Linked DNA regions of Homo sapiens: region 1 is linked to region 2. A link is a loop called in an ENCODE intact Hi-C map of the cell type or tissue named here. Cell type or tissue: IMR-90. All regions are shown on one strand. Each heading gives the region's core, and the rest is flanking DNA. Links, peaks and the distances in the headings are about the cores only.

What was found. Peaks named below come from ENCODE experiments on the same cell type or tissue, not always from the same donor. Only the 100,000 strongest peaks of a DNase experiment are listed, where the experiment ranks them.
Region 1: a loop joins it to region 2, with 4 times the contacts of the local background. A loop is called at or near these places in 1 of 110 quality-filtered maps.

Annotation. Positions count from the first base shown.
Region 1 is chr13:107,367,741-107,372,145 of GRCh38, reverse strand. The region is part of intron 1 of NALF1 (NALCN channel auxiliary factor 1); the gene reads left to right. Among named protein-coding and RNA genes, the nearest start is that of SNORD31B, 49 kb to the right of the region's middle. In IMR-90, for the core only: no CTCF peak of the experiment used is centred there; a DNase peak (open chromatin) is centred at 1,875; H3K4me3 peaks cover 168 bases; H3K27ac peaks cover 1,232 bases.
Region 2 is chr13:107,256,902-107,261,306 of GRCh38, reverse strand. All of the region lies in intron 1 of NALF1 (NALCN channel auxiliary factor 1), which reads left to right. Among named protein-coding and RNA genes, the nearest start is that of SNORD31B, 62 kb to the left of the region's middle. RefSeq lists an enhancer at 1,346-2,545. In IMR-90, for the core only: no CTCF peak of the experiment used is centred there; a DNase peak (open chromatin) is centred at 2,406; H3K27ac peaks cover 1,193 bases.

The DNA.
Region 1 (4,405 bases), core at 282-4,281, 110 kb before region 2:
AATGATTTTTTTTCCTTCAACACCTTTCCTGTTCTGCGGCTGTGCAGGCTATGAGGAGACCTCTCTGCATCTTGCTGCGCTCCAAGGCAGGAGTTCACAAAACAGTGCCCTATTCAGCTCAAAGAATAAATACACAGAATCACGGCCTCTTCGGGGTGGGAGAGATCTGAGCAGCCTTCTTACTCTCTTATTGTCAATGTATATACGATTCTGGGATGGGGAAGTCTGGAAAAGCTTGATTAAATTTTTATTTCAAAAGATATGTTTAGACATTTCTAAAACTGTAATAAAATGTTAACACATCAGTTATGACTTTTCCCTTGACTGATGCTGCAAGTTTAACTTTTGCCATTTCTACCTGAATAAAGAATAGCTGATTTTGGGAGGTTAATTACTAATCTTTTTGATCTCGACTTCTCAAGGTCTGTACAACCACCAGAAAATAAGTTAGATGCTAAGACCTGTGTAAAATAGCAACCTCAATGATAACTACTAATTGACTAATTTTAAAAAAGACATCTTTGTTGAAAGAGTCTCTTTGTTGTGGTTAGTTGACTTTATCATAACAAAAGGTTTAAGGAGACTCTTAAGAAAAAGTTTAGTCTAATGAAGTACCACCTTTGCTGTTTTATATTTGGGGTTTTCACTGTGATGATATCTTGAAACTATTTATTTATTTATTTATTTTATTTTTATTTTTTAGACAGGGTCTCACTCTCTTACATAGGCTGAAGTGCAGTGTTGCAGTCACAGTCACTGCAGCCTCCACTTCCTGGGCTCAAGCGATCCTTCTACCTCCGTCTCCCGAGTAGCTGGGACTACAGGCATGCACCATCATGCCTGGCTAATTTTTCAATTTTTTGTAGAGACAGGGTTTCCCTGTGTTGTCTGTATTGGTCCCAAACTCTTGTGCTCAAGCGATTCTCTCTCCTTGGCTTTCCAAAGTGCTGGGATTATAAGCATGAGCCACTGTGCCTGGCCAATATCTCAAAACTCTTATTTCAGAACTTTCTCCTAGGTTCACGGTTGAAATTCTGGCCCAGATAATAGGACTGAAATGTGTATCTCTGAATTCCAAGTTTACTATTGATATGGTTTGGCGGTGTCCCCACCCAAATCTCATCTTGAATTGTAGTTCCCATAATCCTCATGCATTGTGGGAGGGATGCGGTGGAAGGTAATTAAACCATGGGAGCAGTTACCTCTATGATGTCCTCTTGAGAATGAGCAAGTTCTCAGGAGATCTGATCATTTTATAAGGGGCTTCCCCCACCACTTCACTCTGCACTTCTCATTGCTGCTGCCATGTGAAGAAGGACGTGTTTGCATCCCCTTTCGCCATGATTATAAGTTTCCTTAGGCCTCCCCAGCCATGCTGAACTGTGAGTCAGTGAAACCTTTTTTTATAAAATAAAATATCCAGTCTCAGTTATGTTTTTGTTCGCAGCATGAGAACGGACTAATACAACTGTTTTGCTTTCCAGTATACCCTCTGACTCTTTTTAAAGAAGCAGCTCAGCATGGCGTGGTGGGAGGATGTAAGTCATTTAATGGATGATAAATTAAGAATTTTAAAACTAATAAGTTACTTTTGGATCTATCTGCAGAAGAGTTTAAGCCTCATTAACTGAAGGCTATGTTGATTTCAGTTCACTGTGACCACCCAGGACAGATTTTGGCTCTGGAGTGGTCCAGGGTCTACTGATTTAGGCTTTGTAAGTTTTGAGATTCCTCAGTTTTAGAACACAGGGTGATAGAACTTTGCAAGAGCCTGTTTGTACTCTCCAAGCAAACTCCAGAAACTTGAGTATCTTTCCAAGTGAAGAAAGCAGCCTGTTTTGGGGCGGGAAGGATGTATGCCTCACAGCTAGTGCTGATTCATCCACTGCATGTGCTGTTCACCGGATAGGAAGCCCTCTGATTCCTTCCAGACAAGTGTTTGCAGGAAAGCTAACGTCCCCCAAACTGCAATTTGGAATGCAGAATATGAAAGTAGAGGTATTTTTTTTTCCTCAAACCAAGTTTACAAATTTGCACTTTCTGTGCCTCAGGTTAATAGGCATTTAGCTTTCCCAAAGTAACATGTGCATGATTCGGAAGAATGGCATTCTAACTGCAAGCTTTCCATGACGAGTTTTTCTCCTGCAGGGTGATCTGTGTTAATTTGAATTCATAAGAAATAAAAATTCATTATAGCTCTTATATTTTCTATTTCTCCTTTGGATTAGGAAATGAACGAATTAGACATTTACAACAAAGCCCCAATTACTATCATCTTACATTGGCCTCAAAGCCATCTTTGGAAAGACACTGAAGTTAAGAATGTGAAGAAAACTTACCAACTATCATTATATTATATGATTTCAAGAATAAATTATTTTCATAATATCACTGTCCAAAGGGATTCTTCCATTTCTCTTCTTAAAAACTGTATAACATTTGGATAGTAATAAAGCCCTTTTTGATAGAATCTTAGGAATAATTGCTTAGAAATCCAAGCAGAGACCCATATTTATGCCAAAGTAATAACATCATTTATTCTGTGATCATGTTAGCTCTGTTTAGGTGGTAGGTTTTAAATCTTTAATTTATTATTTCATTAATCTATTAAACTTATTATTAAGTATATACTAGGTTTCAGGAGAACAAAGAATGTACAGATTATTTTGATTTTAGTGACTTTTATATATACACAGATGTATACATAATGAAAAATATATAAATACTGGAAAGATATACACCAGTTAAATGTGTCCTGTTTTTACCACTTGACATAGGCAATTCTATTTTTTCATTTATGTGTATTTAAATCACCTAAATTTCCTTGTAATAAGGAAAGATACTGAGATTTTTTTATAGTGCACATACTAAAAACTATTATACTTCATATATTGAAACATAAATATAGAGATGGATCATGAGCTTCTGTGGGAGGGGAACCACACTCAGATGAGGACATGTGTGATGCCTACTGGAGTTCATCTGATACATACTCTGATAGAGTAGTACATAAGGGGCTATGGAAATTCCGAAGAAAAGTGCTCTACTTTCTTGGGAGAAAGGGACATGGAGGCAATAATTGGGAATTTTTGACACACAATGAGCAGAAGCTTGCAAGTTAGGCAGGCAGGGAACTGCATTTCGTGTAAAGGGAATAGAATGTGCAAATGCACGAAAGTGACAACCTGACCTATTTGATAATGGTGAGTTAATAGGTAGAGTATGATGCACTGAGGGGATGGGCATTGTAGGAGGTGAAGTTAAAATGTACACGGAGATCCATATCATAAAGGGAACAGAGGCGTGAATAGTGGCCCCCAAAAGATATGTCCACAGGCCAATTCCAAGAACCTGTTAGCGTTGCCTATTTGGAAAAGGGGTCTTTGGAGATGTGATGAAGTTAAGGATTTTGACATGAGTAGATTATTCTGGATGGTCAGGGTGGGCCCTAAATGTAATCACAAATGTCCTTATAAGAGACACAGGTGGAAGAGAAGACACAGAGAGGAGGGCCTTGTGAAGACAGGCAGAGATTACAGTGAAGTGGCTGCAAGCCGAGGCATGCCAAGAAGTGCCTGCAACCACCGGACGCCAGAAGAGACGAAGAGTGGAATTGCCCCCAGAGTCTCTGGAGCAAGCGTGGCCCTGCTGATGGTACTTTGAGCTTTTTCCAGAGCTGTAAGAAAATTAGCCAGGTGTGGTGGTGCACATCTGTAATCCCAGCTACGCAGGAGGCTGAGGCAGGAGGTTTTAGTGAGCCGAGATTGGGCCATTGCACTCCAGCCTGGGCAACAGAGTGAGACTCCATCTCAAAAAAAAAAAAAAGTATTTATGTGATTTATCTTTGCAAGTTTGTGCTAATTACAGCAGACAAGAAAACTAATACAAAGGGCATTATATGCCACATAGTGGAGAGCTTTCTATGGACTTCAGTTTAGAGTCATACTGCCATATTGGTGTTATAACTTTTAGTATGGGGCAATAACCCTTTGTTTCCTAGATGCAAAGACTCATGAATTTTTCTAAGAATTATAATGAGGTATAAAGAGCCAAATTATGACTGTTTAGGAATGTACCTAAAAATAAGTACACAGAACCACATATTTTATATACATAGGATTAAAACGCTCAAATTATTCACATGAAAGTATTCCCACCATCCACCTTTTATTATCATAAAGAACCACAATGCTCAGTATGTTTGCACTGAAATCAAAGATAGCATCTTCAGAAAGATGTCCCTTTTACAAGAAGAGTGCTTTACCTAAATGCATGTTTCTTTTTAGTACAGTAAACTAGTCTGCATGAGTTCCCTAGACTCCATCCTGATTTGAGCAATTTTTAGTCTGTCTGAATGTTTGCCTAGTAGATGGTCAACGGATAATGATCTTTACCCTCTTTGCCT
Region 2 (4,405 bases), core at 328-4,327:
GATGGGATGGAGGGAAGGTACACAGTGTGGAGTAAGAGCAGAGGGAAGGTAAAATGAGAGAGAGATTTCTATCTAATTCCACCCTGATGTCACCTGCCTCCTTCCCCTGGGAACCTCAGACAGCAGGACTGTAAGTTTAAAACATTTGTATTTATTTACTTTTTAATTTTACCCATGAATTAGCTCAGATAGGTTAACTACTCTAACAAACCAGTCCAAAATTTTAGTGGCTTCGCACAATAAACTCTTCCATTCAATGCAGGGCAGGTGACCTTCTCCTAAGAAGTGATTCAGGAACCCAGGCTCCAATAAGCCCGTGGAGATAACCATCTTCGAAATGTGACAGAAAAGAAAAGAAGAGAGGATCGTGCATGGGAAAATTTTACAGCCCAGACTTGGAAGAGAAGCATGTTAACGTCATTTGCATTCCATCGGCTAGAACCCAGGCTTATAGAACTCCTTAACTCCTTAACCCTGGGTAATGTGGTTAAATTAGAACCCTGGAAGAAAGGAGAAAACAGAGCTAGCCACACACTGCTGTCAGCCACAGATAGCTAGCATGTGTAATTTCAGAAAATCATGGTTGTCCAGGTCATCTGACTTCAGAATCAGGATTTTTAAAATGTAAGGACAATGAGGAGAGAAGGAACATTTTCATGACCTGCTAAGTTATCCTAAATAAGCCAATACATCAGTCTGTTTACAAAGCATCACTGCTTCCATGTTAAATTAAGGAATGGAAGAAACAGAGCTGGAAAATCAGAGTGGGGGATTTTATTATAACACAAATTCATGAGTGCTCTGAAAATCAAAACTCTGCTAGCGAGTTGCACTGAAGTTGAAAAAGTTCATGTTTTAACAGAACATTGCCCATATCAAATAATCTTACCTGACTTTCAAAATGTGACAGTACTGTATTTCCAACATGCAGGGTCTGTGTTACAAATGATGGCAGCTCATCAAAAGAAGACAACCGTTTTAAACCTCAGTCTTCTGGAGTGCATTTGCAACCATTCACAGCAGACAGTTTCACAGAACTAGTTATTGGCTATATGCAACAATGTTAACGATGACTTCATCCCGAGTATCTTAACTAATTATCCCTAATTTAACTGGAGTCTGTGGGATGCTTAGATATAGGTTTAGTCATGAACATGACAACCCGACTTCATTTTAACTTCTACTCCTATCTTAGCTTATGTATATGATGCAGTACAAAGACCCAGATTCAGTTCTATATTCTTGATTAAACTTTCCATGTCTCTTCCATGTTTCAGAGCTATGCCTCTCTTCAAATACCACTAATTTATTCATGAAGAAAATCTTTATTGAGTTGCTATCAAGTACCAAGTAATGACAGTAAAGCAGAGAGTGAAATAGACATAGTGCTTGCTCTCATGGAGTGTAGAGCTGTGGATTTCATTGTTAAATATGTGATTTGGTATGTAAATGATACTTTCAAACCTCTTGAAGATGAGGAGTATTGTTCGCTTTCAAGTAGCTGCTGTACTGTCTGCATGGACTATCTACTACTCATAGGTGCTAAGTGAGAAACTAGTCAGTTGGTTATTAAGTTCAGATAACTATATATGCCTCCTCTACCTTAATAAAAACATTGGAAACCATTTGAAAGCAGGTAACTGCAACTAATTTTACTTCTGGTAGTAACTATTGTGAATTGACTTGTCATTTTTGACTCTTCTACTGATTTGTTCATTCCCTTTTCTATGACAAGTCTAGGCCTAGACTAATGTCAGACAAAAGAAACTCATGCATTCACTCACTCACTCCAGCAATGTCCTCATGCCTCTCAATGTCCTGTGGGCATGATAGCAGGCTCAGGGGACAGACAAATCTGCAAGACCCCAGAGGCTCAGTGACAGATCTTGAGGACATTGTACACAGCATTTGCGGTTTTTCCTGATCTCTGACCTACAAAAGCCAGAGGATCCAGCGCAGAAATTCAATGAATTCAGTTCTTCAGTGATAGATCCCTGGGACTCCTGATTACCAGGTAAAGTTATAGAAAATAGTTATTGAAGATCCGTTACTTGTAAGACACTCTGCTTGGCAAAGATGAATAAAGAAAAAGACTTTACATCAAAAAGTTTATCAGCTTATGGAGGAAAAGGGGAAAAGGCACACGTGGCCAGGAGCAGCTCAGAAGCATAGGGCACACTTTCCCCTGATGCAGAAAGGAAATCCTGGGGTTATAGAAGTTCAGGGGAGATGTAATCGTGGAAATGTAATGAAGGAAAGATTTCCTTAAACATGTGACAATCAATGAGTCATATACATGGTATATGAGTCTGTTCTCCCATTGCTATAAAGAAATACCTGGGCAGGGCGCAGTGGCTCACGCCTGTCATAGGGAGCCACACATCCTGTTTCATCATGAGCATACTTCAAGTATTGAAAGGCAGCTTAGAGTTCTTTCTGTGTCTGTGCCATCTAAACATCCTCAATTCCTTAAGCCTTTCATAAACATGTTTCATCTAAACATCCTCAATTCCTTAAGCCTTTCATAAACATGTTTCCTTTTGTAGGCCACTCATCATTCTAGTCTTCCTGCTTTTGGAAGCTTTTTTATTTTGTCAATATAGGATAAGAAAGGAGCTCAGTACTCTTCGTGCAATGTCGTTAGTGCCAAGATCACTGCAGCATATTGGCTTCTGCATCACCGTGATGGATTATATCAAGCTTATCTAGTTAGCTGTGGGTAAATACATAACATTTCATGTATTTACACAGTTAGGTTGTGGGCTGGGGAAGGGACTTTTTGCTTAGCCTAATTAAATTTTGTGATTGTAGATTTGACCAATCTTACCAACTAATTATGAACTTTTGACTCAGAGGCCATTACCTCTCTCTAGCTGCAGGAACGGGATATGGCAATGTAAACGTTGTGTTTTATCTTAGATTTCAAATGTGTCGTGGAGGCAATATGAGTTAGATCCTTCATTGTAAAAACAAAACGATGTTCATTTTGCTTGAAATACAGATTTAGCAATCTAAAATTAACAATAAAATATAAAAATAATGCCCACATTTATGTCATTAGAAGTTATTAAAATATCATCTAATTTCTATTGATTTTACCTATAATCAGATACATGGAGATGTATGGAGATGACCAATAAGGTCAGAACAAAATTTGCTTTGCGGTCTTTTGCCATTACCAAATGAGAGGGTACATTGTTTCCCAAAAGTATATTCTATGTGAAGCAAATTATCTTCTCCCAAAGCTACTCCCATTCAATATGAACTGGACTGGACTCACTTATATATTTGTTTACTGTTTATATAAAATGTGACCTTTCACTATTTATTAATTGCAACAGAAGCCTATTTCACTATGTAAAGGAGCTCTGCAACTTGCTAAATACTTCTAGCGAAGCATGAGTTGCTGAGAGCTGAATTCTCCCTCTTATTCTACTCCTGGTAGGAGAAAGACTTGCAGAGGCCACAGGAAAGCTCTGAAGCTCTCCAAAGTGCTGCATCACCACCCCCCATCCCCTACCTCCCACCACCATCACAGTCCCTACAGTCCTCCAAAGCCAGCCTTTCTGTGGTCACATGACTCACAGGCAATGGTTTGCTCTGCAGAAACACCTGCACATGCCTGGCCACCTCAGGGCCTCCAGTGATGGGAAATGGGTCGCTGACCTCTTCACAGATAGGAGAGTTCCCTACCACAGTTTCTCAAGATCAAGGAGAGATACCCATTTCAATGATTCTCTGAGGGCCCTTAAAACTATCCCAGAGTTTCTTCTAGAGCCTAGATGATATCAAATTCAAAGCAGAAAAAAAAAAAAAGCAGAAGAAACAATTTTGAAGCCTCATTAGTGCTCAGGATAGCTCTTTTACACACTCATATTTTCTCCAAATATTAAGAATATGTTAGATGGATCAAGTATTCTAAATTCCCTATTATTAGTTAAATGACTTTATGCCCCATGGGAGGAGAGATCACAGTAGTCACAACGGTCTTATTCCTACCAAATCCTGTGGTATGAATACATAAATGGTTAACAACTAACATGGTTCGGCTCTGTGTCCCCACCCAAATCTCATCTCGAATTGTAATCCCCACATGTCAAGGGAGGGAGGTGACTGGCTCATGGAGGTGGTTTCCCCATGCCATTCTTGTGACAGGGAGTAAGTTCTCATGAAATCTGATGGTTTTGTAAGGGGTTCTTCCCCCTTCTGTCTCTCTGTCTCTCTTGTGGCCTTGTGAAGAAGGTGCCTGCCTCCCCTTCCGCCGTAATTTTAAGTTTCCTGAGGCCTCCCCAGCCATGTGGAATGGTGAGTCAATTAAACCTCTTTTCTTGATAAATTCCCTAGTCTCAGGGAAGTTCTTTATAACAGTGTGAAAACAGACTAATACAACAACAGACTTAGATGC